Linked DNA regions of Homo sapiens: region 2 is linked to region 1. Evidence: chromatin loops called from intact Hi-C (ENCODE). Cell type or tissue: pancreas. All regions are shown on one strand. Each heading gives the region's core, and the rest is flanking DNA. Links, peaks and the distances in the headings are about the cores only. Region 1 holds the start of LINC00659 (long intergenic non-protein coding RNA 659). Region 2 has its middle 19 kb from the start of SLCO4A1-AS1.

Region 1 (16,012 bases), core at 4,439-6,938:
CTTTCGGGCAGGTGATGCCCTAGGATCAGCTGCTGCTGATGCCAGCGGGTGTTGGTGGGGAGCACCCAGCTCGTCACCCCTGGGTGGGAGGCTTATACACCCCTCTTGAGGGCCCTGGAGGGGCTGAGCCCCAGCAGCCCCAAGTGTCACCTCTCTTCTTCCTGCACCTACTTGTGGAGTGTGGCCTGGGGAACACTGGGCCCACCGCTTCTCTCTGAACAGCCACCTCTGTGGGATCGGGGGCTCCAATAGTGGCCAGGTTAGGCACTTAGCAGACTGTGGGCAGGGGTCCAGGAAACCCCACAGCGGGAGCGAGGAATCTGACTTTGCAGCGAGGAGGACGCAGCGGCCAGGATGTTGGGCCAGGCCAGTTCCTTTTGATTTTATTTATTTTTGAGATGCAGTCTCACTCTGTCGCCCAGGCTGGAGTGCAGGGGCGCGATGATCTCGGCTCACTGCAACCTCCACCTCCTGGGTTCAAGTGATTCTCCTGCCTCAGCCTCCCAAGTAGCTGGGATTACAGACACCTGCCACCACACCGAGCTAATTGTTGTATTTTTAATAGAGACAGGGTTTCACCATACTGGCCAGGCTGGTCTTGAACTCCTAAACTCAAGTGATCTGCCCACCTCGGTCTCCCAAAGTGCTGGGATTACAAATGTGAGCCACCGCGCCCAGCGTCTTTTGTGATTTTTGACACAACTTTCTTATTTCAGGAATTGGGATCCTGACACATCCACCAAAGAGCCTTTGAGTACTTCGAAATCACTTGGAACAGGTTCCTGCAAAGCAAACCCTTCTGGGCTTGAGGAGGAAATGGACCCGGAACATTCAGCCCATCTGAGCACAAACTTTCTGTTGACCTGAGAGGCTGAGGCCTTCCTGTTCCCCACTCAGACCCAGGAGGCAGCCTGCCCAGGGGGAGCCGGGGCATGGCCTACGAGCTCCTGGAGTCAGGCAGCTCCTGAGGGGCCGGATGGTCTTGGGCTGGCCAAGCCAGCCTCTGTCGTCCTGTGGATGGTGGGGCCTTGTGTACGCATAGCCTCTGCACAGGGGCACACTGTGGGTGTTTGGACGGACAGTGTCTCAAAAACCCAATTCAGGGCTTGACAGCAGATTTGTCCTCCACTCCATGTGCATATGAGCAAGGAGAGTTAATGCAAAGCTTTCTTCATAGCAGAAGGTTGAAAACAATGTACCTTTCTATCAGCAGAGCAGGCAAGGGGGATACTGTGTGTTTCCCACTGCTGCTGGGACAAATTATAACAAATGTAGCAGCGTAAACCAACGTCCATTTTTCATCTCATGCTCTGGAGGTCAGAGGTTCTCGCGGGTTCTTCTGGTTTTTCTGTTCAAGGTCTCATGAGGCTGAAATTGAGGTTTCAGCCAGCAGGGTTCTTGCTGGGAGGCTCCAGGAAGAACTGGCTTCCTGCTCTGACAAGCTGTTGTCAGAATCCAGGCCCTACAGTTGCAGGACCTGGGTCCCACATCCTTGCTGGCTGTTGGCCAAAGGCTGCTCCCAGCTTCTGGAGGCTGCTCCGTTCTCTGGCTCACGGCTCCATCCTCCATCTTCAGAGCAAAACCAGGTCATGTCCTTACCTCGACTCTCTCTGCCTCCGCCTCCTGCCTTATGGCTCGGCCTCCAGGGAGAAGCTGGCCAATGCGCTCTCTTTTAAGGGTTCATACGCTGGGCTCACTGGGGAATCCAGGATTGTCCCCCACCTTCACCTTAACCACAGCTGCCAAGTCTCCTTCCCCCGCCACACGTCATGGTAGCACATGAAGGGATTGGGATGCTGGCATTCTGCTTCCCACAGACACTAAGCTGCCTCTCTCGGCAGGAGGCGGTGCTGAGTCTCATGGGGAAAGAGCTCTGTGCTGCAGTGAGATGAAGAGACCTCGGCGCCGGTGCTGGGCAGGGAGAAGGTGTTACCGGTGGAGGGTCTGGACTGCAAGTTGTCCAGGTTCTTGGCATTTAAACAAAGAATTGGACAAAATGCACAGCAAAGCAAGGAAAGAATGAAGCAACGAAAGCAGGGATTTATTGAAAATAAAGTACGCCCCACAGTGTGGGAGCGGGAGTGTGCAAGGGCCCTGGATACAGAATCTTCTCGGGTCCAAATACCCCCTAGAGGTTTCCCATTGGCACTTGGTGCTCACCTTATGTAAATGAAGTGGTGACTGCAACCAGTCTGATTGGCTGCAGAGAGCAACCAATCAGAGGCTGAAGTGAAGTTACAAAGTTACACTCCTGGCCAGGCACTGTGACTTATGCCTGTAATCCCGGCACTTCGGGAGGCCCAGGCAGGCGGATCACCTGAGGTCAGGAGTTCAAGACCAGCATGGCCAACACGGTGAAACCCTGCTTTAGTCTCTACTAAAAATACAAAAATTAGCTGGGTGTGGTGGCGTGCACCTGTAATCCCAGCTACTCAGGAGGCTGAGGAATGAGAATTGCTTGAACCCAGGAGGCAGAGGTTGCAGTGAGCTGAGACTGTCCCACTGCACTTCAGCAAGGGCAACAGAGCGAGACTCTATCTCAAAAAGCAAAACAAAATGAAAACAAACAAAAAGCCAAAAAACAAACAAACAAACAAAAAACAAAGTTACACTCCTATGCAAACATCTAATTGGTTGCAAAAAGCAACCAATCAGAGATACTTTTAATTTTCCATCTGCCGGGTTTGCAAAGGGAGTAGCCTCTGGTCCTTTTGTTACTTAGGCCTGGAAAGTTAGAGTTTTCCTTTCAATTTAGAATTTAGTTCTAATAAGTCAGTGTGAAACAGCCTTAGGTTCCCTGACCAGACCCAATTCTCCTGATTCAAAGGGACAAATTGTCCGTAGGTGGGAGAGGAGGGACCAGGTTGTCCCATCCCTCTAGGAGCATGTAAACGCCTCCCAGGGCTGCCTTGAGGAAGAGGCCTGGGGCTGGGAGGACGTGGACTTTGCTTTTGCCTCCTGTGTGTGGCTCCACGTGCACGTGTTACCTACTGGAAATTATACTTTTTTTGAGACGGAATCTCACTCTGTCACCCAAGCTGGAGTGCAGTGGCGTGATCTTGGCTCACTGCAACCTCCGCCTCCAAGGTTTAAGCAATTCTCTGCCTCAGCCTCCCGAGTAGCTGGGATTACAGACTCCCGCCATCACTCCCGGCTATTTTTTTGTGTTTTGGTAGAGAGGGTTTCACCATCTTGGCCATGCTGGTCTTGAACTCCTGACCTCGTGATCCACCTGCCTCGGCCTCCTAAAGTGTTGGGATTACAGGCGTGAACCACCACGCCAGGCTTTATACTCTTATTTATAAGTTGTATACTTTTGAAAAACACAAAAAATGAAAAGACAAGACTCAGAACATGTCCCGGTCACGGCGCACATGGAGGCTGGTAGATTGGGAAGCTATTTTGGGCTTCTTGGCAAGTGATCAGTGAAGGCCTTTTAAAGCCGCCCTTGGCCCCTCCCTTGAGCTCAGCCCGGAGCCTGCAGGTGGCTGGCAGCATCCCTTAGAATTCTCCTTAGACTGGACATGAGGCTGGCTTTCCCGAGGGATGGGAAGGCGGCGGCAGGTACGCTTTGCAGGCCGCACCTCCATGGGCGGAGGCGGGCAGGGTGTCCGAGGCTGTGCCCGGAGTGGGGGCTGGGCCACACTGTTCTCACAAGTGTCATGTCTTGGGGTGTGGCACGTTGCATTCCCTCGGTGGCACCTGGGCTCTTCTCTGAGCAGACACCTCATCTGCCTGTGAGAGTCAACAGCAAAGCAGCAGCCAGGAATAAGCATGGTAGCAGGGCGGAGACAGCGTCGTAGCAGGGCGGAGACAGCGTCCTGTGCAGGGGACTCCACAGGTTTCCTCCCTTGCCCCTTCCTAGTCACATGGAGTTGGAGCATCTCATGGGGTGTTGGAGAAATACAATTAAAAACAAAATCTCTTGCTAACCCCCAGACCTCTCCACTAAGGCAGAAAAGAAAGAAACCCGTTTTGCCATTGATTGAGCATCAAACCAGGATGCCAGGTGCACGACGTGCAAGCTGCTGAGAGTTTGCAAAGACAGAGAGAAATCTCAGCCTGCACACAGCCGGGCGGATGCAGTCCGCTACGTGCATCTCTCCTTGAAAGACAAACAGGAGCTCGTCTTCCCGTGGGACGGCTTGGCGGCACCATTTGTCACACAGACGCCACCACACATCCACCTGGGGACTGGGGTGACCATCTGTGCCAGCTAATTGGCTTTATCCAAAGGAAAAACAAACTCCTCGTGTCTCTACGACGGGAGGTGGTTCTGAAGCACTGCGCCCGCCAAAGTCGGGCTCCTGGGCTTGGGCAGGGAGCGGGGAGGCAGGTGCCGCCTTCCTTGATGTCCACGTTTCAAAGATGGTGCATCCTGCCCCTGGGAAAGACATCCCTGGCTTGTGCCCAGGCAGGGGGCTTATTCAGCTTTTAAAAAGATTTACCCACATTTGGCTGGGCATGGTGGCTCATGCCTGTAATCCCAACACTGGGAGGCTGAGGTGGGCAGATCACGAGGTAGGGAGTTCGAGACCATCCTGGCCAACATGATGAAACACTGTCTCTACTAAAATACAAAAAATTAGCTGGGCTGGTGGCGGGCGCCTGTAGTCGCAGCTACTCAGAAGGCTGAGGCAGGAGAATCGCTTGAACCCGGGAGGCAGAGGTTGCAGTGAGCCAAGATCGTGCCATTGCAATCCAGCCTGGCGACAGAGCAAGACTCCATCACAAAAAAAAGAAAAAAAAAAAAAAAGATTTACCCACATTCAAAGAATCCACAACGAAGAGCTTTCTAACTAAAAGCCGAAAGAAAAGGGGTCTGTTTTCCCTTTTGCAGGAAAGAAGATTAATTTAAAAAATTTTTTCATTTGTGTCGACCCTTCCAGGGACCACCGTCAAACTGTCCGTCTGTCTCTCTGGCCCTGCAGCAGCAGGGATGAGCTCATGTCAGCACACAGGGTGCGGGAGGGTGGGTGCTCCCAGTCTCTGCCCTGCTCCTTCTCACAGCGGGGTGGTCCAGTTCAAAGTACAGACACCCTTGAGCCTCAGTTTCCCACCTCATGAAAGGCTGCGTGGCCAGTTCCTTCCTCAAGTGCTGTTGTTGCAGGGGCGAGACTGCAGAGGATTGGTGAGCACGGCGGACTTCAGCCACCACTGACACCGTGGCCTGTGGGCGGGGCCCCGGGGCCAACAGCTCCTGCTTTCTGAAGGGAAGGTGGGGGCTGTGGGGGCTGCAGGGGGTGGGTGTCACTCAGAGGGCAGCATGGCAGGGAGGGGACCTGTGGCAAGTTTTTGGATCAGAGGGGCAGCGACACAGGGCTAGAACCCTGAGGGTGAGCTGGGAATGGGCAGAGGAGGGCTCAGGGCCTCAGCTCTGCCTCCTGTCGCAGCTGCCCTGGCCAGGTGGCCCGGTGGGACGAGGCCTCCTGGTGGCAGACGCTGCCTCTCATGACTCTTGATGTGCCGAGAAGGTGTGGCCAGGGGCTGTCCTGGCTGGGGCTGGGATGCGGGACGGGGGCCAGGATCCCAGGGTGGAAAAGGGTGGATCTTAAAGTTCATGCCACATCCCCCAACCCAAGGCGGATTCTCTTTCTTGCTGCACCAGTCAGGGCCTGGGGAATGAACTGGCCACTCAGGGTCACGGGCCCACCATCCTCAGCTCCTCTCCCCATCTGTAAATGGAGACAGGGAGGAGTCATTGCCTGGGGCCACCGGAAGCCAGCAAGGCCGGGCCCCAGAGCCACTGCCCAAATGCAGGCTTCCAGGCCTTCTCCCAGACACTGCGGTGTGGGCGTCCGAGACCCAGAGAGGCAGCCTCATGCGCTGGGGCGGGGAGCCAGACGGAGGGTACCCAAGGCCTCCCGCACCAGCCTCATTGATGTGCTGTTCCCCACTGGGCTTGGTACACACAGTAGGTGCTCATTAAATGTGTGTTGAGTGAAACAGACAAATGCAAAGTGGCAGAGTGGGGGCTGCGAGGACAGGTACAGGAGCCCAGGGGCTGTAATCAGGGCCAGGCTGTGTGGTGCAAGGGCCCCGGAGAAGGAGTCATCAGCCTTGGGTCACCTCCTGCAGGCCAGGGTTCACGATGTGAGACAAGAGGCAGGATCACACCAGCCAACAGAGGACCACCCCATCAGACAGGCTGGGGACCACACCATCGAATAGGCCAGGGAACCACACCATCAGATAGATAGGCTGGGGACCACACCAACCACACCATCAGATAGGCTGAGGACCATGCCATCAGACAGGCTGGGGACCATGCCATCAGACAAGCCGGGGACCATGCCATCAGACAAGCCGGGGACGACGCCATCAGACAGGCTGGGGACCAAACCATCAGATAGATAGGTCGGGGACCACACCTTCAGATAGGCTGGGGACCACACCATCAAATAGACCAGGGACCAAGCCATCAGACAGGCCGGGGACCACGCCATCAGACAGGCTGGGGACCACACCTTCAGACAGGCTGGGGACCACACCATCAAATAGACCAGGGACCAAGCCATCAGACAGGCCGGGGACCACACCATCAGACAGGCTGGGGACCACACCATCAGACAGACCGGGGACCATGCCATCAGACAGGCCGGGGACCACGCCATCAGACAGGCCGGGGACCACGCCATCAGACAGACTGGGGACCACGCCATCAGACAGGCCGGGGACCATGCCATCAGACAGGCTGGGGACCACGCCATCAGGCAGGCTGGGGACCACGCCATCAGACATGCTGGGGACCACGCCATTAGATAGACTGGCCAGGGACCATGCCATCAGATAGGCTGGGGCAAAGCCATCAGACAGGTGGAGGTCCATGCCATGGGGCATGAGGTGGTGTCTGTCACCTGGTCCGGGAGCACAGTGTTGCCCATCCGTGCCACCTCCCTGAGGCCCTGGCAAGCATCATTCTCTAATGCAGACAGATGGCTGGGGCGCCAGCAGGAGCCAGACTGCCGCGGAGCAGGAACTGGGCAACTAAGGGTGATTTGGGCCGTAGAGAAGTGATTGATGTGGACAAATGGAGTCTGCAATGCAGGCCCCACGCCACCCTGGCTCCCTGTGCGAACCCAGGGCTCTGCTGCCCTGGCGGGGCTGACTCCATGGACGAGGTGGCTCATGTAGGGCTGGCTGGAAGTAATCATGTCACCCCCTGCAATCATGCCCCCAGGAGATTAGAATAGGACCCTGATCCCTCGTTTCTGTCCTATCCCCTCCTTTCCGTCCCATCTCCTCCTTTCTGCCTCATCTCCTCCTTCCTGCCTCATCTCCTCCTTCCTGCCTCATCTCCTTCCTGCCTCATCTCCTCCTTCCTGCCTCATCTCCTCCTTCCTGTCCCATTTCCTCCTTCCAGTCCCATCTCCTCCTTCCAGTCCTATCTCCTTCCTGCTCCCATCTCTTCCTTCCTGTCCCATTTCCTCCTTCCCGTTCCACCTCCCTGTTCCCATCTCCTCCTCCTGTCCCGCCCCCTCCTTCCTGTCCCGCCCCTCCTTCCTGTCCCACCCTCTCCTTCCTGTCCTGCCCCTCCTTCCTGTCCCGCCCCCTCCTTCCTGTCCCGCCCCTCCTTCCTGTCCCACCCCCTCCTTTCTGTACCTGTTGACCTCATCTGGGCTGCAGTTGGTGACTGCTCGAAGGGGTGGGAGGAACAGTATAAAGTCCTGTCCCCTTCCTGCCTTCAAGGGCACCCCTGAAGGACCATATCCACTGTGGACCCCCTTGGGATCAGCCGAGGTCTGTAGAGGTGACATTGCAGCCCAGCACCTCCCTCCTCCGCCCTGCCCTCCTCTGTCCTCCTTCCACAGGTGTGGCCAAGGGCACTGCCCAGTTGGCCTGTGACCCCCAGCTGAGGCTGCTTCCTGGGCAGCTGACTTCAAGTTTGTGACCTGAGCTCTCCAGGCCCCCGAGCGGCTGGTGCCTTGGCCCTGCAGTTCTGCGGCCAAGACTCCTCCTCTGGGATCTCGTCTTACCCTGCTGCGGGTGCCAGGGCTGCATGAAGCAAGGGCGAAAGTCCCCTTCGCCCGGGCGCTGCCCTCTGCCTGCTGTCCCCTGTGCTCCTGTTCCCCGTGGCTGCCCAGGGACAGGTGTGTGGGATGGAGGACGCGGGAGAGGCTGAGTCCTCCCCAGTGGACCCCCAGATGCAGACCCTGAGGCAAGGGAGAGTGAGAAAGTGAAGGAAAGAACACAGCTGGAAATGCAACCAAGAAGGAACCCCAGCCCGGACCACTGTGAGCAAGGAGAGCCGAGCCCCGGGGAGCCCTGAGACAGTGTGGGAGTGGAGGCCTGGGGCGCCTCCAGGCAAGGCAGCGGGATGTCTATGCCCCAAGCCCTGCCAGTCGTGGATGGAGACGCACACTTTAGTGCGGGCTCCAGAGACAGAGGGAGCCCCAGGCCGAGAGCTGTGGGTGCTGGGCAGGTGGGCATTGGCCAGCATTGCCCCCACTCATGGCGGGTCCACCTTAATTCGACGGGTGTGACACTCTCCTCACACATGTGCACATTCAAGAGGCAACTGTCTGTTTCTATAACTGGGTGCATTTCGGTCTGGAGCCGTCGAGCCGGGTGGTGGCCATGAATCCCAGGCAACTTGGGGGGCCCAATCCAGGGTTGCCTTTTGGGGGCCTTGGGGCGGCTAGTGCAGTTCCACATGCTGTTAAGGACCTTGAGATGGGAGATTATTCTGGATGGTCAGGGTGGGCACAGTTTAATCACAGCCCCTCTAAGAGGGACTGGGAGGGTCAGGGTCAGAGGAGGAGAGGGGACGACGGAAGGGAGAGAGAGGCTGGGAGATGCCGTGCAGCCAAGGAGGGCAGGAACCTCTAGAAACCACAAAAGGCGAGGACACAATCTCTCCCCTGAGGCAGAGACCCAGGGCTGCCCCGCACAGTCGCGCAGATCGTGTACTGCCCTGCTCCTGGGGCTCATTCACACAGGTTGCCATGGCTGTGGGGTCCCTGGGGCTGGGCTATCTGCCAACCTGGGGGACGCTGCACCCTGTTTTCTGTCCTGTCTACTCCAGCTTTTCACACTCTCTGTTGCCCTTGTCCTTGGGCATCTCAGTGACTCGAAGGAATTGGGTCTTGAGACACAGCCGAGCCTGTGAGCGCTGACCTGTGTAAAGAAGACACCAGAATGAGATGTCTCCACACACAGAGAGCTGCAGCCGATGCCGGCCGGTGACTTGGGACTTGGATGCTTAACAGGAGGCTCCCCCTCTCTTGGGAGGTGAGGATGGGGTTGGGAGCATGTGTCTCAGGGGCTGGCTTCACTCGCTCCTTAGCCCCAGCAGGTGCATCTCCCCCCTGCGAGGGCCTGGTTGCTGTAGTTCTTCTAGAAGGCCGCACTGAAGGGACCCTCTGATCCTCATGCCAGCTCTTAAGACATGCTCCACTCTTAAGACAGAGACAGGAGCTCCCGGGCTCGTGCACACCCTCCCTCTGCGCATGTCCAGGACTCAGGGTCACAGCGTGGGCTCGTGATCCATGGGGTGGGACTCCAGCCTGCTCTGCCTTGGGTTCTGAGGCCAGAAGCAACACTTCCCTCATGTGGGTCCTCACAGGGACCAAGTGGAAGACTGGCGGGGGCGGGGCCCCAGAACTCCACCCACATTTGCACACTCAGCCTTCCCACGCCCAGCCACAGCTTCCATCCATCATCATTGTCCTGTCATGGTGGTGAAAACCAAATCTCTGTCAAAGGAGTTTTCTCCACCCCTTTTCCTGAGGTTGTAGTTTGGGGAGAAGTTTTGAAAATTGCCTGTCCTTGCTAGTGGCTGGGAGTGCTGGGGCACCTTGTCCTTGGGTCTTCTGTTCACACAGACCCCTGTCGTGGCTTCCACAGTCCCCTCAGCCCCTGCCTGGAAGGAGCACGCAGGGCCCTCCGCCTGCCCCAGTGGAGGGAGCACAGAGCCCAAGCAGCCCCCCGGAACTTTCCCCAGCTCGGCCTCATGGTCTGGTGGTTTCTTCTCCAGGTAGAGAGCAGTGAGGAAGGGGACTCAGCCTCCATGCCTCCCGCCAGCCCAGCTGCGCCCGAATCACCTCCCTCCTGAAAGGATGTCAGCCTCTGCTTGGACACCGTGGAGACAGGGCCCTCCTTGTGCTTCAGAAGCATCAACGTGTCAGAAAATCATCTTCACGCCAAGTCTGGAAAAAATGGCTTTGAGGTTGTGCACACAAAGGAAGGAGGGAGAGCCCCAGGTGTCGCGGAGGACCATGCGGCTGACAGAGCCAGCAGGGCGGTGGCGTGTGAGCCGTGCTCTGGATATATAAGGATCTGACGCTGCTGGCAATGTCTGAGCTCTATGCTCGCCCATCTGTCGGCTGCTATCATCACCGGGTGGGATTAGCGGAGATCCACTCTTTCATATTTAAATCTTCACAAGAGAATGAATCACTTTTATAATAAAAGAAAAAGACCGTCCATGTTGTTAATGTGCACACAGCAAGTTGGAAGGCCGGGGAGGGCAGCGGGTGGGGACGCTGACCCAGGCGCCCCCCTGCTGCCTGGAACAGCCCCAGGCCTGCTCCACTGTCCCCTCGGGGTTCCCTGTCGAAGAGGCCAAAGAGTGGAGGGGCTGGTGCCTAGAGGGTGTGGAGCTGCAGGTGCACAGTACAGCTGGCACCTGGCAGAGGTGGTTCATTATCAAGCAAAGGATGAACAAGGCACTTGGAGCCCCTTCACAACTGGAACCTCCACTGCAGGCACAAGGCTGGGCTGGACTGGGGTCTCCTCCTCTCCATGACAGCCTTGGGCAACCTGGAGCCCGCCACTGCCCCTCCCCAGGTGCTGTCCCCTTGAAGCTTCTCCCAACGGTTTAGTATTGTAGAGTTGGCACATCTCACGTGAACAAGAACAGCCATCACTGAAACGAATGCTCAGAGCGGACCGGCGTTTTTTCCCAGCCACCCTGGGGTGAGCATGGCTCACGTTGCACACCAGGAAGCCCAGGAGCGGGGAATTGAACCAGTTCCATCCAGTCCCTGGCAAGGGACCACCCTGTGTCCGAAGGCCACGTTCATTTTTCAGATTGCAGGAAATGGCTCAGCCTGAAGTTCAAGTTTTCCTCTGAGCTCCTGTTGATTAATGTGGCAAAGAGAGCATGCTGTGGAATATGCTGGCAGAAATGTCAGGATTGCTAAAGCGTTTCACTGCAAATGCTCAGGCTGGTGGGGAGGTGCCTTGGCACAATTCTGCAGAGGGTATTTGGCAATAGCAACAAAATCACAAAGGCACAAACCCTGTGACCCAGAAACACCAATTTCACGGTAGGAGCTGCTGCCGCAGGGGTTTGCCCAGAGCACAGGGAAAGATGTGCTCACTGTACTCGCTGGGACAAGCAAGAGATTGGAAAGAGCTCAGTGTCGTCATTCAGGGTGTCTCCTGTGTCTCCTGATCGCTATAAGGGGTTCCAGGCTGGTCCCCGGGGGAGGAGCTCCTGATCAGACGCAGGCCCTGCCCCCTCCCCAGCACAGAGCTGGTGAAGGAAGTGGACATTCATTCATTCAGGATGTTCTGAGTATTTCAGCACCACCAGGCCCTGGGAAATCAAGGTCTCAGCAGATGACGGTGGCAGTTTGATTTTTGGCTGAATTGTCCTCTACAGCAGTCACTGGGGGTTGCGTTTTTCTCACACTGCCCAGTCATGCAGCACACGGAAGCCATCCATATGCCATGGGAAAATGCTTTGTCTCCTGCCTGGGCGCCCCCCGAGCCAGTGAGTACAGTCCTGCCTAGTGGCAAGGTGAGTGTCCTGTTCCCAAGTCATGAAAATGCTCTTCACTGGGGCGGGTCTGCCGAGTTGGGAAGGGCACTTACGGTTTAAACCGAGAGACTCTCCCTGCATTTGAAATGAGGACATAGAGTTCTTTTTCTCTTTTCTTTTCTTTTGTTTTTTTGAGACGGAGTCTTGCTCTGTCGCCCAGGCTGGAGTGCAGTGGTGTGGGGTGATGGGGCAAATGGGGCAGGGCGGCCAGGTGGGGCCAGGCGGGCATCTCCCGAGGATGATCCTGGAGGTCAGCTGCCCGGTGTGGGTGGCCATGACCTTGGTAGCCTGTGACCTTGGTGGCTGTGAGCTTGGACGAGAACATTTTCTTCTGCCAGTGCAATGCCTAGAGAGGCAGGCCACTGAGGGCTGGGGCAGTGAACCCCGGGGACATCGCGTTGGGGAGTCCTGCCGTGATAGAGGGCCCCTGGGCACCACAGTGCAGCGTGTACTCCACCGTGGCTGCTGGATGGCCACCCATGGGCAGTGGAGCTGGGGCAGGGATGGCATTCCAGGTCTACAAAGTAGGGAGAGTGACGGCCCAAAGGAGCGAGGGTCCAGGCGAGCCGCACACGGAGGAGCGAGGGTCCGGGCAGGCCGCACATGGGTCGGAGGCTGCAGAGCCCATGCTGACGGCGCACACCATGGGCTCGGCCTGCTGTCCCTAGAAAGTGTGGGGCAGAAAGAACGGATGCACCTGTGTGCTCCTTGCTGGAAGTGGCAGGGGGCTCTTCCCATGCTGGATCTCCGGACACTCCCCTTGGCGCTCTGCCTGGTGGTCCGCCGCTGCACACGGGACACGGCAGGCTCCGTCCCCTCGGCGGCCACTCTGTCCCCTTTTAAGGCATGTCAGAAACAAAGCCCTGGACGGCTGTGGCTGGGTTGGGCGTTCGCCCCAGTCCCTTTAAGCCCTCTGGGAAGGGTGGGAAGTTTCCAAAACTTCCCGTTATCCACACCAAGCTCCTTGACCAGAGTCCAGTAATGGGACGCTGGCAGTGCCCGGATGCCCCGATACAGGCAGGAGAGGCACCGTACTGGGTTCATCCAAGGCCAGCTTAGGTCCTGGGAGCTAGGACGACCAGAGAGGAGAAAGGCAAGGCAGGGACATGGCACTGAGACAGAAGAGACCACCCCCAGAACAGAGACCCCCGAGAGGGCAGAGACCCCGAGACAGCAGAGACCCCCAGAGGGCAGCAATCCCAAGAGAGCAGAGACCCGGAGAGGGCAGAGACCCCAGGAGGGCAGAGACTCCTCAGAGGGCAGAGAACTCTGAGGCCAGTGACCCCCAAAAGAGCAGAGACCCCGTGAGAGGCCAGAGACCCCAGAGAGGTCAGGGGCCCCCGAGAGAGAGGGCAGAGACCCCGTTCCTTGTTTTTCCTTGTTTGCCACCTTCAATGTCATTCTTGCCCTCCCTCCCCCGCCGAGTGGGGGACTGTGGTGGCCTTAGCTACCCTCACGTGGCTTTAGGACCCTCAGAGCATAACTAAGCCCCCGAAGGCTCTGGTCTTCCAACAACATGATCTTTAGGAGGGCAAAGCTCCTGCGGCTCCTGTGGGCTGGCATTGTGACTGCCCTGGGAGGTGGCAGGTGTGACTCGCTGTCCCTGGGGAGGCGGGACCCCCCTGGGCACCTCTGCAGGTGCGAATCGGGGGTGGTCTTTCTCTGCGTGGCTGCATGGGGTGAGAGCCTCTGTCCCAGGGCAGGTGTGGGGACAGGCCCTGGTGGAGCGTGCGGGCCGGCTGGAGCTGGGGTGCCCGGAACTGTGGTTTGTGCAGGCCCAGGAGCCTCTGTCCTCGTGTGATCTTTGTGCACTCAGGACTTCGAGTCACACCTGGATTTGGTGAAGGGCTCCGGTTTTAGTTCCAGCTCTGGTAGCCACACCTCTGGGATCACGGGCAGGTCACACTCCCTTTCCCAGCCTGTTTCCCCATCTGTACGACGTGCATCCTCCTGTCGCGAGGATGTGTAGGTGCAAGAGACGTCCACCTCACCTGGCCCTGTCTGCAGGCATGAGGCTCTGTGAGGCGGGGCCCTCCCTGGGGACTCTGTGGGGATGAGGCCCTCACCTGGGGACTCTGTGAGGGGGGACCCTCCCTGGGGACTGTGTGAGGATGGGGATGAGGCCCTCACCTGGGGGCTCTGTGGGGCTGTGCTGTCAGCTGGGTGAGGGGAGTCCTGGCCATGGTAACAACAGGTCCAGGAGCTTGCCCCTTTGCCCAGAACATTCCTCCCATCTGCCCCCTCCAGGCCTCAGCTTCCACGCCTTTCCCTCCAGGGGACCTCCTCTTCCTTTCCTAGTTCCCCCACCTCCCTCCATATTCACCCGTGCGCATGCCGGTGAGCGGGCGTCCAGGCTGGAGTGCCAGCGTCTGGGTCTGGGTCCCGGTCCTCAGGCTGGAGTGCCGGCATTTGGGTCCCAGTCCTCAGGCTGGAGTGCCGGTGTCTGGATCCCGGTCCTCAGGCTGGCGTGCCAGTGCCTGGGTCCCGGTCCTCATGCTCCCTACACCATGGCTGTCTCCTGATGTTTTTGGCTGACTCTCCCTGGAAGCAGAATGAGGCCAGGGTTGATGTGGAAGCTGTTCATTTCTTTGGGAGGTGACCCAGGAAGACAGGGAGTAGGGAAGGGGATGCACCTGTAAGGGCTGATGGCTTAGTGCCCCTGCTGAGCACCCTCCAGTGACTCCCCTGGAGCGGGGAGGAGGCTGAGTATTTATCCAACTCCTGCCTGTGGGGGTAACAAACGAGGCCGCTCTGGGGGTGCGACTGCCTGATAGCCGGCCTGCCCCAGCCCAGGCAGAGAGCCCTGGGCAGAGCCCCCTATTGCCGCCAGTGTCCTTTCCTAGCGGTCATTCTCACTGCTGTACTTGCAGCGTGGTGGCCCAGTCACAGGCCCTCCCTACCCCCAGGGTTCTGCCCCATCCTGACAGGGCTGGCCAAGAGCCTGGCACTGGGGCCCGAGATGAGACCTCAGTGCCACATAGTGACTGGGGTGGGGGACCGACCAGAGTGGGTGGGAGGCAGGTGCTTTCTGAAGTGTGCCTGGCCTAGCCTTTGTCCAGCGAGCTCTAGACACAGCTGCTGACCCTGAGGGCTCCGGCACCTGCCCTTTTGCCCAGCTGCAGACTGGCTCTCGGTGGCCATGGGCCTTGAACCAGGTCAGATGATGGGGGTTGAGCTGACAGGGCCTTGCTCCAGGCCCTGGGTAATTGGCTGGGGTCTGGGCCTGGCTGGGGGTGTCCCCAGTGGCTCTGCTAGTCACCTGGTTAGTTGGCCTGGCAGGATGAGAAGCGGCTGGTCTCACAGACCCAAGGAACGAGCCCTTCCTGGTGAGATGGGAGGCCCTATGCAGGCTGAATGTGCCCGGGTGTGAGCACTTGTGTGTGTGCACTCATGTTCACATGCCATGCCTGTGTGTGCGTGCAGGCATGTGTATATGCATTTGCCTGTGTGTGTGTGAGTTGAGTGTAAATGTGTGCATGTGGGTGCATGTATGTGCACAAGTGTGCCTGTGTGTACACATGTGTGTCTGTGTGTATATGCATGTGCTGGCACATGTACATGGGTGTGTGCCCATGGGTTCATGTATGTGCACAAGTGTGCCTGTGTGTACACGTGTGTCTGTGTGTGTATGCATGCGCTGGCACATGTGCATGCTGTGTGCATGTGCATGGGGTGCCTGTGTATACGTGCACGTGTGCTGGGGAGGGCCCACTCACCACGTGCTGCGGGCGCCCTGCGGGTGCCAGCCCCTCCTCGTCTGCCTTGCTCTCCTGCCCTGCCTTGGCTCCCTGCCTTCCCCTCACCGGTTCTCTCTCTGCTTGGCGTCATTCCTTTCATAAATTCAGCCTGGCCATGGTTTCCATGGTGCTCTGATAAAAACTGGAATTCCAGTCATAATTGCAGGGAGTTGGGGAGCTGGGAGAGAGGGTGGAGGCAGGAGGGAACATTTTCTATACAGGAAGCTCAGGTCTCAATGGCTGTGGCTGGTTTTTCTTCCTTCAGAGGTATTTAGAGTGTATAGAATTCTCTCTCAAGAGCTCCCCTGTTGCCTCGCGATGGCGACGGGCCGGCACTGTCCTCCTGGGTGGGCCTCCTAGCCGATGGGCTTCTGTCTCTGTGCTGGAACAGGGCGGAGCTCGGCAGACCTGCTGGGTGGGGAGGGGCTTGACCCGGGCTCTGGCTTCAGGGGACTGGAGTTCAGGGGTGCCTGGGGCAGGCTGCCCGGCCAGTGTCCCCAGATCTCCC
Region 2 (16,012 bases), core at 4,888-7,387, 91 kb after region 1:
CCTGAGAGCTGCCTTGCTCAACCCAGAGCACAGTGGAGATCAGCCAGGTGCTGCACCCCCGGGGCAGAGCGTGCTGCAGGACCACCCGGTCCCTGGAGGTGGGACAGCTTCTGAGCTGCACCTTGCTCCCTGGGGGCCTGGCTGAGGCGTGGCTGCATCCGGCACTTAACCCTGGGACTTCATCTCGGCCTTGGGGACACTTACCCGAGGGGCTGCTTCTGGGGAACCGGAGCTGAGACGGTGGCTCCTGGGGAGCCTGCCAGGAGGCATTCACTGGCAGAAACACCCCCAGTCCTTCAGGGAACAATGAGATGAGGAGATAGAAGAGCCCACAGATTTTAAGGGACTCTTGGCCAAGGGGGGGCCAGACGCAGACATGTTCCACATATTCAGGCCGATGGGAGGGGTGTCTCGGGCAGCACAGGCTGGCATTCGGCCAGAGTGGGCATAGCAGCGGCTTCCCCTGCGACTGCTGTTGGTGGACTGCGTGGTTTAAGACAACGGGAACTTATTCTCACTGTCACCAGCCACAGGGTATGGAGGAAGCCACCACCTTCTCCAGGGGCTCCACATGCAGCAGGTGTCAGCCCGAGTGGCTCTCGCCCCTGCTCACGGGTGTCCCTGAGGGTACCTTGGGGGTGACTCCTCCAGGACTAGGGACAGTGTGGACCCCCTTTTGGTCACAGTCCTGGGAAGCCTGGGGCGGGGCCTGCGGGATTCCTGTGCCTCCGGCCATGCGCTTCTGCAGGGACCCAAAAACGTTGGCACAGGAGGGCACCGGCTGGTTGGAATCTCTTTTAGCAACCAGCAAGGCTCTGCAATCTGGTTTTTAAAAATATCATTGGAGGGAAAAAAGGAGCATTAAATTAAGGAAAACGTGTTCTGGTAGAAATGAGCAGTTAGAATACAGACCCGCCCTGCAAACCCACAGGACCTGCCGAAATCACACCTTCTCTCTCATGTTCATAAATGACACATGCTCGGCCTGTGCACGCACACATGGGCATGGGGCTGGAGTCTGGTGCATGCCACATGCCTGCATTGCTCTGAATCCTGTTACACGCATTGCCCCTGTTGATACCCACCCTGTTCCTGCCTGCCCGGCCTCCCTCCCTCCCTCTTCCTCTACACACACACACACACACACACACACACACACACACACACACACGAGTCATACATGATATATTAAATATATGCCCATATGTAATGGGTTTGATGGCTAAGAGAGAAGACCTGTTGGCCTGTTATTTTATTTTTCTTTTGAAAAGGGCTGAGGCTGCCGGATATCGCCAAATGAAGAATCTTGCTGTCCACATCCTGAGCAGCCCTCACATCCCAGAGTCTGGCTCTGTAATCCTTTCCAAATGCCACTTCTGTTTCACAAGCATGTCCTCTGGAGGGGAATCTGGTGCCTCTTTGTTGGCCGTCACAGCCGGTCAGGCAGCCCTGCTCTGCAGTGGGCAGCTGGCACCCAGGCATAGGAGGGGCCTTGTGGTGGTTTAGCTTCCCAGACTCACGGGGGCCCCGCCCCAGCCCCGCACCTTCTGCGGGGTCACAGAGAGCCCATCCCTCATGGTCTGGGGGATGGGCTGCCCCCCCCCCAGCAACCAGAGGCCCCATTCCCGAGGCCCCAGGGGTGGGTCTTGGGATGGGGGCATCAGCCAGTGTGGAACCCAGAGCCCTTTCGCTGGGCTTGCTGGGAAGGGCGGCCCCACTCACCGGTTGCCAAGTGGGTTCCTGGTGGCCGTGGGCAGAGCTGGGGATGGAAGAGGCACAGAGGTCTGGGGGTGTTGCTCTAGCCCCTGAGTCCTGCCCTGGGCCCTGCCTTTCCTCAAGCTGGTTTGACTTGGATTTTGTCACCTGCAGCTAGACATCGTGAGCGTGGGCACTGGAACCCAGGTGGCCAGCGGGGCCCTCCAGATGCCCCCCGGGGGTCTCTCGCCAGTGGCTCCTGAGCCTCTTACTCCGCAAGTGAAGGCAGGAAATGGTGGGTCCAGCCCACGGTTTCATTTTCTGTAACCAGTTGGAAAATTCTAACAGCGTCGTGCATGAATAGGTTCTTGTCTTCTCTGGAAATTGCAAGGCTTGATAATAACGACATTAGTTCCTGAGATGCTTCAGTCTGAGAAGAGCCGACTGGAGATAATTTGCTGCTTCCTGTGACAGCTAATGATGAGCTTCATCACAGCAGCATGTCGCTGCCACAGACGGATTTGTCTACACAGCCCAGTCACTTCAGAAAACATGTTTGGGCCGAGGCGGGTGGCTCACGCCTGTAATCCAGCACTTTAGGAGGCCGAGCTGGTGGGATCATGAGGTCAGGAGATCGAGACCATCCTGACTAACACGGTGAAACCCTGTCTCTACTAAAAATACGAAAAATTAGCCGGGCGTGGTGGCGGGCGCCTGTAGTCCCAGCTGCTTGGGAGGTTGAGGTAGGAGAATGGCGTGAACCTGGGAGGCAGCGATTGCAGTGAGCCCAGATTATGCCACTGCACTCCAGCCTGGGCAACAGAGTGAGACTCTGTCTCAAAAAAAAAAAAAAAAAAAAAAAAGAAAACATGTTTGAGGAAATGTAATCCTAGGACCTTAGTATTACTTCTTTTAAAACATTCCGGGGCTGTGGTCCAGCTGGTTTCTACTCTGAATGCTCCTGAACAGCCCTGTATTCGGTTCCTTCCCCGGCCTGGGGTCTGCAGAGGCTGCGCTGAAGTCCTGGGGACTCTGTCATTCCCGGCGGGGTGTACTGGAGACCCCCAGGGGCCATCCCAGAGCTGGGGAGCTTCTCCTTTAACAGAAGCGCCGAGGGCAGCCCCCTGAGACCACTCCTCTCCACTGTCAATCGGCCAACGGATCACTGGGGAATTCTTGACTTTGCCACATAATATTAGAACTATAATTTGGGGAAGACTGTGCGCGGGCAGGTGGGTGAGATGTGGGGGCTGACAGTGGAAGCTGTGACGGCAGGCCCGGGAGGGCGGGTTCATGATCCAACCTCATTCCGTTTACCATGTTCGACATTTCCCACAACCAAGTTAACACAACAAAGTCAATAAAACAAAACAAATGAAAGCGCGTTTATTGAATTGCGGTTCTCTGCCTGGAATAGGATGAACTGTCAGGCCCCGAATTGGAAGCCAGTAGGGTGTTTCCTTTCCATTATTAAAGAATAAATCTCAGAATGCGTCCATGAAAGTATCTCGCTGCAGAGTATGGAAATGTTAATTTCCTTTTGCAGTTTCTCTCCTGGTAAAATGAATGGTAAATCTGAGATAATAGTGAGTAATAGCACAGCCAGGGCTCTGGCCTGCGGCTCGGTGGAGGGCGGGCGTGGAGTGAGAGCATGCAGCTCCCTCCTGTTCTGTGGCTGGGATTCCCGGGGCTCCTGCAGAGCCTTCCTTGGCTGCAGGGTCAGAGCCTATGGTGACCTTGTGCAGGTGACACCCTCTGTTGAGCTCCGTCCTCCCATGGAAAACTGTCAACCCCACTCCCCTGGAGTATCAAAGGACTTGATGAGACGTCGGACACCCAGAGGTTGTCTGTCTCCCTGTGGGCCCCTGAGACAGAGGGGAGACTGGGGTCAGGGGCAGGAGGTTTACTGGGAGGACACACAGGAAGCACCGCTGGAGCAGAGAGGTGGCCGATGCGAGGGAGGGGGCCAGGACCATCGCGGGCACCCGAGGCACCATGCAGCTGGGGAATCCACGGCAGACAGGCCCACTCACCAGGCAAGGGGGCTGGGGTCGTTCACCTGCCGCGCAGGCGCAAAGCAGGCACAGAGGCCAGGGAAGCCCATGTGAACAGGAGTGCAGGCGCTGGCTGCAGGCGTCGACTCAGCCCCTGGGGGTGAGGGTGGGGACGCGGGTCCCCCGCATCTGCTCCACCCCTTTCATGATTATTTCTGCAGGTAGGGGTTCCCTCAGGTCCACCCCCTTCCTCGGCCCCAGACATTCCTGGGTGCCCCGTCCCACACATGGAGTGGGGTGAGGATGATGTGGATCCCCCTGCCAGGAACACAAGGAATCGGGCAGCTTGGCAGGATCCCTACAGCTCTGCCTGAGCCCCCGCAAGTTATTAAGGCATGGCGGTCGCCTTCCGGAGGGTCTGGGGGTCTAAGATGACCAGGGCGTCTTTGGAAAGGGGCGGTCCCCAGGAGGGGCTCAATGCGGGGTGGAGACAGCTGCTCAGGTGAGTGCTGTGCTGGGCACCCGGCTCGCTGGGCCCTGCTGGGGCTGGGGTCCCCTCTGCCACGTCCCCCGTAGGGACCTGCTGCTCATCCAGCCTGGGAGGCCATGGGCCAGCACCTGAGGAGGCTGAGCATCTGTCCGTCTGTCCGTTCGGGCAGCTGGTATCCTCAGTGCCTAGGGTGATGTCTGCGAGCCCTGGCTTCTGCACGAGCACCGGTGTGATGGAGGAAGGACTGATGGAGAGAGGGAGCCACTCTGCCCAAGAGACAGGCCTGCGAGGCACGGGGCACAGCCGGGGACAGGCCTGCGAGGCACGGGGCACAGCCGGGGACAGGCCTGCGAGGAACGGGACACAGCCGGCCAGGGACAGGCCTGCGAGGCACGGGGCACAGCCAGGGACAAGCCTATGAGGCGCGGGGCACAGCCAGGGACAGGCCTACGAGGCGCGGGGCACAGCTGGCCACGTGCAGGCCAGGGAAAAATGGGATGAGGGTTTGGAGATGAGGGCCTGACTTGATTCCTTAGAGACCGTCCATTTATGGGAAAGAATGGGGCGCCTCCGGCCACCTGCTGGCTCCAAGACTAACCACAGGAGGAAATGTCAGAGGAAATTAACTGTGCTCGAGCTTTTGTGATGAGCCTGATTTTCCAGCTTCTAGAAAGCTGTGCTTCCATGCTGAGGCTTGTACTCGTTCGGTTTATTGGGAAGAATTAAAGGGCTTCTCGGAAAATGTTAATGTCTCCTTCCCACCAGCCTGGCCACCCCAGCTTCCCCCAGGCCCTGAAAGTTAGGTCTCCCCTGTGTTTGGTGCTTCTGACATTGCAGAGGGACTCCTTCCTCCTGGCAGCTCTGCCTTCAAGCCCAGAAAGCCATTGCTGGACACAACCCAAGTCAGGGGACCGGGTTTGCTGGAGTGGGTGGCAGGGGGCATGCATCCCCCACCCCAGCCATCTGCTGGCTCTGGAGCCCTGCTCTCACCCAGTTGGTGTCTCCTGGGCCCTGCGTCCATTCCATTTTGCCTTCAAAAGCCTGAGCTGCTGCTCTTACTCACTCAAGAGAGCCTCCAGTGTCCAATGTGAGCCCCAAACCCCGAGAAAATATAGGCAGAATTGTGTTTGCTGTGTGCACACAGACTGAGCTTTTGCTTAAGAACCTGGTGGGGCTACAGGTGAGCGGGGTTGGGGTGAGCAGGGTCAGGGGTGAGTGGGGTCATTGGTGCACGGGCAGGGTTGCACAGGGCTGGGGGGTGCATGGGTAAGTCCTAGCACTGAGTGGTGTAGGGGGCAGCCTCCCTCCCAAAGAGGCCTCGTGGGGGGCCGCGGGCAGGACCTGGGCGAGGTGTTCTCGTAGGGACCCCAGGGATCCTCCTTGCCCTCTGGGATGGGCTATCTCTGCTGCTCAGTGGACGCCCAGCTTCTGCGGCTTGCATATGGGGTGGCGTGTGAGTCAGCCCCTTCTATGTATGTGTGCACGTGTGTGTGTGTGTAGGTCTCTTATGCTGCTGAGAGCCTGGAAGGCAATGAAGTTGGTGGTGCTGGGACCTGGAAAGCAATGAAGCTGGTGGTGCTGGGACCTGGAAAGCAATGAAACTGGTGGTGCTGGGACCTGGAAGGCAATGAAGCTGGTGGGGGTGGGTAAGGCCCGGGGGTGGCTGCAGCGCGGCACTAGTGCCTGGTAGGACATGGCCGGGAGGTGAGTGGGGATCCCCTGGGGTACCTTTTCCTGCACTCCCATGTGCTCAGGGATACCCCTGAGGCTCGGAAGGCAGGTTGGGCCATGGCTGCCCTGGAGGCTGTGCTAGGCTGGCAGCCTAGTGGCCACGCTGACGACATGGGACCCGCGGCCCCAGCAGAGGTACAGGGAAGCCGGTGTCGTCCTTCCGTGTCCAGGAGCGGCCCCCCACAGCCCGTGCACCCCGAGGTGTGGCTTAGGCCCAGCCCTGCCCTTGGGGCGCAGAGTCTGGCTGGAGAGGCCCACCCAGAGCGGGGGATGGCAGGGGCCTCCCAAGGGACCTCCCCCTCTCTGGCTCAGAGGCTCTGCCCCGTGCGCTGCCTCCTGGCGTGGCCCTTGCCGGGCTCATTGTGTGGGTGCCAAGTGCTCCTCAGATGGTTGGTGGAAGGACGTGTCTCTGCATCCCGCCCGGATGACGCACCTGCCCTGCCCTGGACGCCACTGCGTGGTTTCTTCCGCCTCCTTGGCCTGCTGGCTCCTCCCCGGGCCTCGGCTCAGATGGCTCTTCCTCCACATGCCCTTGGCCTTCAGTGTAGACGCCCCAGGGTGGCCACTGTGTCTCCCGTGGCTGTGTGGCGTTTGGTCAACTTCATGGACCTTTGGAACAACGTGGGGCCAGGATTAGGAAGCTGCTGCCACTTGCCTTCAGAGGCCCCCGCTCCTGTTTGGGGGTGCCCTTTCCATCGCTCCTGTTTGGGGGCGCCCTTTCCATCGCTCCTGTTTGGGGGTGCCCCACCCATCGTGCCTGTTTGGGGGTGCCCTTTCCCATTGCTCCTGTTTGGGGGTGCCCTTCCCATCGTGCCTGTTTGGGGGTGCCCTTTCCCATTGCTCCTGTTTGGGGGTGCCCTTCCCATTGTGCCTGTTTGGGGGTGCCCTTCCCATCGTGCCTGTTTGGGGGTGCCGTTCCCATTGTGCCTGTTTGGGGGTGCCCTTTCCCATTGCTCCTGTTTGGGGGTGCCTTTCCCATTGCTCCTGTTTGGGGGTGCCCTTCCCATTGCTCCTGTTTGGGGGTGCCCTACCCATCGTGCCTGTTCGGGGGCACCCTTTTCATCTGCCTGCAATGGGCGCCCTGGCCAGCCACCCCTTCTCTGTGGTGCTGGGCACTCTGATACTCTCTTCCTGTCTCTGCACCGTCCAAACCTGCCCTTGGTAAAATAGCTGATATACTAATTCAGACTAAAGGGCCAACCATGGCTAAGACTTAGTGTACTCTCCTTTTCTTTTCACCTTATAATAAAATATTTTTAAAAGAAAGAAAACAAAACCAAGATCTGACTCTGGAATGGTGTTCAGCTGGCAGGGAAGGTGTCTGGGGTCAGAGGGCCCTCGGGGGCTCAGAAACAGCAGGAGGGCCTGCTCTTTAGGCAGCTGCCGGCCCCTCCCCTCTTCCCCGCTCCTGGCGCCAGTGTCTTCTCACTCTGTCCCCGGCCCTTGGTGGAGCGGAGTTGCATTCATCCTGAAGCTTTAGGACATGACACTCAGTCACAACTGTGACATGAGAAGAACTGCGAGCTCCACGCCGCTCTGCGGTTGACTGTTGTCCTCAGTAAACAGGGAAGTGCCTGTCACTTCTCAGCTGGGGGGAGGAAGGCTCGTTTCCACCCGGTGCTTGGAGATAATGTCCTTATGAATAGCTATTTAGACACCACCTGCCATCCTGTACCAGGAGCTCCGCACTGGGGCGGGAGCTACACGGAGACACTCAGCTCATTATTCTGAGCCGTCTCCATGGGCGGCTGCACTCCCCAGGTACAGAGATTGCCCTGCCCAGATGGGAAGTGGCCGCGATAAACAGGAATGGACGCAGGGGCTCTCGGAGTCCAGAAGCCCCCCAGTCCCCGGAGGGTACCTTCCCCACACTGTCTTGCTAATTCAGCGGCTCTCATCATGGTATGTTCTGTCATCAGAGATGGGAGTGGCCAGGGAGGACTTGCTCAGCCATGGATCCACACCGAGGCTGTGGGGGCGCCTGGCTACCTGTTTACCAGCCCTGTGTCTACAGCTTGGAGGAGGACGGAGGGCTTCCTGGAGGAAGAAGCCGGGAAGCAGCTCTGCAGGTTTCACACCCCTTGCAAGGGCAGAATTCTTAGGAGGGCAGAACCCTTTATTTCCTTAGAACGGGCGCATCTGCACACTTATTATAAGATCTTAATTCTATATGAGTGTGCCATGCTGGGTTTCCCAGGTAGAGAATCCACCCCCTCCACTTCCGTTGTTTCGTCCACCTCTTTCGTGCCCTGGGCATCGGAAGCAAATGCATTCTCTCCCAGGAGAACACAGGCAGTCCACCCTCTAGAGAAAGCCTGCTCTGGAAGACGTTGTCAGAAAGCCGAGACTCCACATCCATCACGGCCTTGGTGAAAATCCAATTCAAGGAGATCTATGTGTAAGGCTCAGATGGGGTTTACAGCCTTCTAAATTCATTCTCTTCTTCCTTAAGAAAAAAACAACAAACAAAGCAAGAAAACAGCCCGCTTGGTCAGGCCACAGCAGAGTGGAAGGGAGCGGGTGCAGTTGCCCCACGAACCCACCCTTGGGCACCGACCAGCTGGGGAAGGTGTCGGGGGGCAGCCAGGGCAGCCAGGGCCCAGCCCCGACCCAGCCCCCACTCCCCACCACCCCCCTCCTCCTGCCCCCACACCCCGCTGCCACCCTCCCCTGCCCGCCTGCTTCACTGCACCCAAGGCCTGCCCGTGCCTCCCCACCACCCCCCTCCTCGGCAGCTGAGTGCCCTGCTCTGACCATGTGTGTTTTATGACCCTGGCTGGTCACACGTGCCCCAACCTCCATGCACTCCATGCACTGTGGCCTCACCCCAGACCCTTGGCCCCTGCTAATCCGCCCCATTACTGGTCTCTCTGAGGTGCTGCAGGAGCCCCTGGCGTGGCTGCCTGTGCATGCTTTGGCCGGGCCTTTCTGGGGAAAGTGGAGAGTAGACAGTGCTGCCATTCTCGCAGCTCTCGTTGCCCAGCTGGTGTGGTCGGGTCGTTGCTGCAGACTAAACTCACCACGGCCATGGGGTGGGAGGTGGAGCACGGGCTAATGAGGTCTTAATGAGCGACTTCCAGGTGTGGGGATTGCTGGGGTGGGGGCTGCCCTGATGAGTTATGGGGACCCCTGATCGCCCTGGCGGGAATGAGTGTGTCCAGGGCAGTGGGGGGGTTTGCTTGCACACTCAGGAAACTTGAGGGAGGGAGTGGGGGGATGAATGAGCTCGTGTCAGTGGCCTAAACTTAAATGACAGCCCAGTCCCTGGGATGCCAGGGAAAGACCCTCCCTAGGGACTGAACTGGTGCCAGGGTGGCCGGCCCTGTGCTGACAAGCAGTCTCCCCTGTGATTGTGGTGGGGGCATTGGACAAATCTAACCCCAGTGGATAGATGTTCTGGGGAGACCGGAGGCTCCCAGAAGAGGCAGCGTAGCCTGGTGGGGGTTGGCTGATGAGCTCTGAGGCCATCACGGGCCAATCAGCTCCTTGTGCCTCGGTTTCCTCACCTGTCAGGCAAAGGTGCTGATGGTTTTAGTGATTTAACAAACACATGTACTGCACTTCCTATAATCCAGGCACCCCAGCTCATCACCCCAGTGAAACTGAGACTGTGGTATCAGCCCCATTTCAGAGGGGAGAAACTGAGGCACAGAAAGGTTAAGTAGAACACCCAGGACCCCTGGGGCTGCCACATGCCCCTGGACCTCCCACTGCTGTTGGGGGATGAGTGTGTGTGGGAAGCGCGTGGTCACGTGAGATCTTTGCGTGAGCGTGTGTGGGAAGCGCGTGGTCACGTGAGATCGTTGCGTGAGCGTGTGTGGGAAGCGCGTGGTCACGTGAGATCGTTGCGTGAGCGTGTGTGGGAAGCGCGTGGTCACGTGAGATCGTTGCGTGAGCGTGTGTGGGAAGCGCGTGGTCACGTGAGATCGTTGCGTGAGCGTGTGTGGGAAGCGCGTGGTCACGTGAGATCGTTGCGTGAGCGTGTGTGGGAAGCGCGTGGTCACGTGAGATCTTTGCATGTGTGGGGAGCGTGTGGTCACGTGATCTTGCATCCGGTGCAGCGTTGCATCACTTACTGATGGAGAGAGTTTTGAGAAAGTCGGTGTTTGGTTGCGAACACCGCAGAGTGCACTCACACAAACCCAGACGGTGTCGCCCACGACACTCCGAGGCCACATGGTGTCGCCCGTTGCTCCAAGGCTACAAACCCACACTGTGTGTTGCCGTGCTGAATACAAGAGGCAACTGTAACGCAACAGTGAGCATTTGTGTCTCTAAACACACCTGAACCTAGAAAAGGTGCACCAACAATAGGTCTCATATTGTACGGGACCCTGTGGTATTACAGGTTCATCACTGGCCTGAACATTGTTCCAGGGTACGTGACTGTATTCTTGCAGTCCTCACTGTCGCCGTCAACCTCAACATCAACTATTCCCGCAGCTTCCGTCCCGCCAAGCGCCCATGGAGCTGCCCCTGGAGCAGGTGCCCCCACCGAGAGTGATGGAAAAGCCCGTCCTCGCCACCTCCAGGCATGGCCAGCAGCGAGCGGCTGGCTCTGCAGGAGAAGTGCTGGGTCTGAGCTCCGTCACGGCCGCTCCCGAGAGCCCGAGGTCCAAGCCCAACACGACTTGGAATAAATGATCAAGTTATGAATTAAACACAAGAGAAATGTAATTACCACAGGAGCCAGCTGAGAATAAAATGGATTACGCACATCACAGTCATTAAACGGTGATCACATGCGCCTTTCTAATGTGCTGCCGATTAAAATCAATCTAAGTGCAAATTATGGTTCTGAGTAATCGCTCCCTATGGTTCATCTTTTGTGTTCCCCAAAGAGCTGACACTGAGAGGAAGCACCAGGGCGCCCTCACAGCCTGCGCAGCTTCAGGGTCCATCCGCGGCCTCGAGCCTCCAGCTCAGCACAGAAAGAGACCACTGTGTGGCCCTGGACTGGCGAGGATGCTGGCCGTCCTCATGCTGTGTCCAGCTGTGTCCCCAGAGCTCTGCACAGGTGCAGCGGTTAACCCTCGCCATGCCCTATGATGGGGGTCCCTGTATGGGCCCCATTCACAGATGGGGACACTAAGTCGGGGGTGACATGATCCACACAAGTTCAGACGACTTGGAAGTGGCACAGCCAGGATTCGACCCCCACTTCAGGATGGGCTAGGAGCCCCCATTCACCGGGACACTGCATGACAACTGTGTGTGTGTGTGTGTGTGTGTGTGTGGTCACATGGTCACATGCACACACATGCTGCTATCTGATGGGATGATGCCTGGACTTTGGCAGGTGCCCCAGATTTCTGCAGACTCATGGAATGTCCCACTATCCCCCTGAGTGGAGAGCCTCAGTCCCCTCCGTGGTCTCCATGCTCATCTGTCCCCTCAGCGGTCACCACGCTCATCTGTCCCCTCTGTGGTCTCCACACTCATGTGTCCAAATGCATGGGCATTTGGGGAAAGTGCCATCTGCCATAGTCGACTCTGTGGCCCCGGCAATTCACAATTCTCCCTCATGCAAAATAAATTCACCTTCTGCCCTGGCTCCCCTATGGTCTCTTTCCATGGTGACATCAAACTCTGACTCAAGCCCAGAGTCTTGTCCCGCAAGCCAGGTCCAGGTGTGGACAAGGTGCTGCAGGCGTACGGCTCCCAGGTGCACCCCCTTCTCCATCTGAAGAGCTGTGAACTGAAGAGTTATCTGCCCCTGACAAGCTAACACCAGTAGTGGGACAGACAGACCACACCGTCGGCTCCCCTTTCAAAGAGCAGGGAGGGAGAGGCACGCAGCAGTCTCCCGGGCATGCGGTCCTGAAATCTGGGTGAGTGAAGTTACGGGGCCCGGCTGAGGGCTCAGTCCTAGCTCAGGGGATGGCTCTCCAGGGCCGCCCTGCTGTCTGAGCTCTCAGTTCCATCCTCTGGGTCAACCTCCCTTTTCCATAAAATTAGTTCATCCTTGTAGCTGAAAAGTTTTTGCAAACTACCAAACTCACCCAAGAAGCAACAGATAAAGTGAATAGTCCTGTATTTATTAAAGAAACGGATTTTTTTTTCAGTGAGACCTTCTGAAAAAGAAATCTCCGGGCCTAGATGTCTTCACTGGTGAATTCTAAGTAACATCAATTTATGCAATCTCTTCTAACAAATATACAAAGGGATGGGGGCACTGCAACTACCACACAACCTGGTGATTTTACCCAGAGAGATAAGCTCTTGTTCACACAAAGCCCGTACATGGATATTCGAGCACAGTCAATACAAGAACCTGCACAGAAGATAAAACATCACACGGATTAACACACACACACACGAGTGTGTACACACGGTTTAATACACACACGAGTGTGTACACACGGCTTAATAAACACGCGCACACATGAGTGTGTACACACAGCTTAACACACACACGAGTGTGTACACACGGCTTAATACACACACACGAGTGTGTACACAAGGCTTAATAAACACGCACACAAGTGACACGGCTTAATACACACGCACACGAGTGAGTATAAGCAGAACCACGGAATCAGAATAAGGTTGATGGGCTGGCTGTTTGTGATATCAAAGTACAGTTTTGTAGAATGTTACCATTGGGGGAGACTGGGCAAAGTGTGCAAGGGATCTCTTTGTATTGTTTATTTCTTACAGGTGCATAGAAGTCTAACATTATTTCAACTTAAAGAAAAGAAGGCCAGGAAGGGTGGCTCATGCCTGTAATCCCAGCACTTTGGGAGGCCAAGGGATCAGTTGAGCCCAGGAGTTACAGACCAGCCTGGGCAACAAAATTTACACAAATTATCTGGGCGTGGTGACTTGTGCCTATAGTCCCAGCTACTCAGGATGCTGAAATGGGAGGATCAGCTGAGCCCTGAGCCTGGGGAGGTTGAGCCTACAGTGAGGCGTGTTCATGCCACCGTGATCCAGCCCAGGTGACAGAGTGAGACCCTGTCTGGAAAAACACAAAGAGGATGAGACATTTCCCAAGTTATTTTATGAAGCCAGCATTACCCATATACCAGAACCAGATAAAGACAGTACAAGAAAATAAAACTAGAGACCAATATCTTTCATGAACGTAGACACAAAAACCCTTAACTCAACACCAGCAAATTGAATCCAGCAACATTTGAAAGCATAGCCCATGATCAAGTGTATCCCAGGGGGTGGGGGGCAGGCTTAACATTCTGAAAGCGACCAGCGCAATCTACCACATCAACACTGAAGATCTACTGTGGGATTGTGTCAACAGACTCAGAAACGGCCATCAAAGCTCAACACCCATTTATGGTTAAAAAAAAAAAAAAACCATCAGCAAACTAGAAATAGAAGGGGAACCTCTTTAACAGATAAAGGGCTTCTATTAAAAAAATACATGCAGCTAACGTCACACTTCACATTGAGAGGCATTGAGAGGTGGACTGTTTTCTCCTAAGGCGAGGAACAGGTAAAGGATGCCTTCTCTCACCGTTCCCATTTGACATTGTACTGGAGGTTCCAGCCAGTGCAATAAGGCAAGAAAAAGAAATGAAAGGAATATAGGTCGGAGAGGAAGAAGAAATTAAAACTCTCCCTCTTCACAGATGACATGGCTGTTTATGTAGAAATCCCATGGCATCTGCACAAAAGTGGGCCTAGCAGGTTTCATGACACAGGGTCAGCACACGGGACTCAACCGTCATCTCTATACACCAGCAGAGGGCACTGGGAAATGAAATTTCAAATACAGCAGCAGTTTCTACGAACGTTGAACTCGATCATTATAAAAACACTGTGGGTCCTATGGCTCTTCCTTGGGTTCACCCCATCAGCCCAAATCTCGATCTAGAAATCTTGTCAAGACGAGCTCTCCTCTCCTGGGGGATTCCTGGGGGTAGCCCTGGAACAACTCCCCAAAGATTCTTAGAAACTCTCTGTTTCGTGTAGAGGGTCTTTAAGGTATACCCTCAAGATCCACTGCAGACCTTTCCTTTATTCGAGAGAGTCTATGAATAATCACCTGAAACTTTTCTGACGTTTTAACAGAGGAGTTTTGAGCCACATCCTTGACTCCCTCCTTAGACTCTCTGCTGCTGCTGTGGCCTGGGCCTGACGTCCTTTCATTAATTTAAGAATCCTTTACCACCTGGAGAATCTTGGAATGAGAAACAGTGTTTTTGATTTTATTTTTTAAGCTATTGTGCAGTAAAACTGGCTTGTAAAAAGTGATTCCATAAACCAGGCATGGTGGCTCACATCTGTAATCCCAGCACTTTGGGAGGCCAATGCAGGAGGATCGCTTGAACTCAGGAGTTCGAAACGAGCCTGGGCAACATAGCAAGACACCCTATCTACAAAAAATACAAAAATTAGCTGGGCGTGGTGGTTATGTGCCTGTACTTCCAGCTACCTGGGAGGCTGAGGTGGGAGGATCACTTGAGACCAGGAGGTCAAGGCTGCAGTCAGCCATGATTGTACCACTGCACTCCAAGCTGGGTGGCTGAGGGAGAATGTGTATCAGAAAAAAAAAAAAGGAATTTGATGAGTTTTGACACATGTATGGATTTGTGGAACCACGTCCACCGTCAGGACACAGATAGCTTCATGACCCAGAACCACGTCCACCATCAGGACACAGATAGCTTCGTGACCCAGAGCAGCTCTGCCATGCTACTTTTTTGTTGTTTGTTTGTCTGAGACAGAGTCTTGCTCTGTCGCCCAGGCTGGAGTGCAGTGGTGTGATTTCGGCTTGCTGCAGCCTTTGCCTCCCAGCTTCAAGCGATTCTCCTGCCTCAGCCTCTGCAGTAGCTGGGATTACAGGCATGCTAATTTTTGTATTTTCAGTAGAGATGGGGTTTCATCATGTTGGCCAGGCTGGTCTCGAACTCCTGACCTCAAGTGATCTGCCTGCCTCGGCCTCCCAAAGTGCTGGCATTATAGGCGCGAGCCACCTTGCCCAGCCCCATGCTACTTTTAAAAGCCACAGTTTCCTCTCCACCCCAGCCCCTGGCAACGGCTTGTCTCCTCTCCATCCCTGCAGCTTTGCCTTTTGGAAGCTGTTGTGTAAGTGAAACCACACACTACTAACCTCTGGGGTCTGGTTCTTTTGCTCAGCGTGGTGCCTCCCAGGTTCGTCCCTGTTGCATATTAACAGTGCCCCCCTCTCACGGCTGAGTCTATCGTGTGGCTGTACGACTATTTATCCTTTCACTTCCTAGAGGACATTTGGGTGGTTTCCAATTTTGTTGATGATTGTGAAAATTCGCTTGAACCCGGGAGTAAGAGGCTGCAGTGAGCTGAGATTGCACCACTGCACTCTAGCCTGGGTGACAGAGCAACACCCGGTCTCAAAAAAAAAAAAAAAAAGAATAGCGCTGTAAGAAACATTTGTGTACAAGATTTTGTGTGAACATAATTTTGCCTTTCTCTAGGAGTGGAATTTCTGTGTTATAAGAAGGTTCAGGTCTAACTTTATAGTAAACTGTCGAGCTGGGTTCCCGAGCGGCCGTATTGCTCTCCACGTCTACCGGCGACGGGTGAGTGTTCCAGCCACCAGAGTCCTCATCAGCACTTGGCATTGTCAACAGCTTTCTTTTAAATTCTGTTAAGTCCTGACTTCTTTAATTTTATCTAAATTTTGCTTGAAAACTGAAGTTAAACAAAACCCTCTCTTCTCCTTCTTATGCACAGCTGCAATAAAGCCTGCTGGCGTTTCTGCCTGGAGTCGCCGCTCGCCCAGGGCATCTGCACGTTTTCTGCCTCTGTGTCCCTGCAGGCCACAGCGCTGCATAACCTACTGTTCCTGTCTTCTGAGGTTTTCCCTTCCTCCAGCTTCCATCAACCTTTGCCTCACTTTCTTTCAAGCCTTTACTGACAGCAGAGGCCCTCAGGCTGAAAACAGCATCCTTACTTCTTTCCTTCCCAAATCTGCAGGTGTGGCTAGGTGGGAAGGGCTGATTCCCTCCCCTAAGGGGAAGTGGGGACAGAGAGCCCAGCTGGGGACTGGAGCACCCAAGACGGCACCCCCATCACGGCGGACTCGGCCTGGCTGACAGCTGGTGCCAGAGCGGGGGCTCCCATGACCTGGGCTTGCTCACAGCGTGGCGCTGGGTTC

The links. Hi-C counts contacts between places; a loop is a spot of excess contacts. Peaks named below come from ENCODE experiments on the same cell type or tissue, not always from the same donor. Only the 100,000 strongest peaks of a DNase experiment are listed, where the experiment ranks them.
Region 2: it touches region 1 in a loop (2.1-fold over the local background); 31 of 110 quality-filtered maps call a loop at or near these places.

What each region holds. Positions count from the first base shown.
Region 1 is chr20:62,768,534-62,784,545 of GRCh38, reverse strand. LINC00659 (long intergenic non-protein coding RNA 659) reads left to right here and starts at 7,690. Exons shown (of 3, transcript NR_046225.1): 1 at 7,690-7,740; 2 at 9,160-9,231; 3 at 9,977-10,425. It overlaps LOC105372716 (a long non-coding RNA gene), which reads left to right. Exons shown (of 4, transcript XR_936986.3): 4 at 717-1,328. RefSeq lists a silencer at 8,222-8,383 and an enhancer at 14,882-15,613. In pancreas, for the core only: no CTCF peak of the experiment used is centred there; a DNase peak (open chromatin) is centred at 5,425.
Region 2 is chr20:62,677,785-62,693,796 of GRCh38, reverse strand. It overlaps a transcript of SLCO4A1 not described here. Among named protein-coding and RNA genes, the nearest start is that of SLCO4A1-AS1, 19 kb to the right of the region's middle. RefSeq lists enhancers at 9,216-9,758, 9,759-10,302. In pancreas, for the core only: no CTCF peak of the experiment used is centred there; a DNase peak (open chromatin) is centred at 6,016.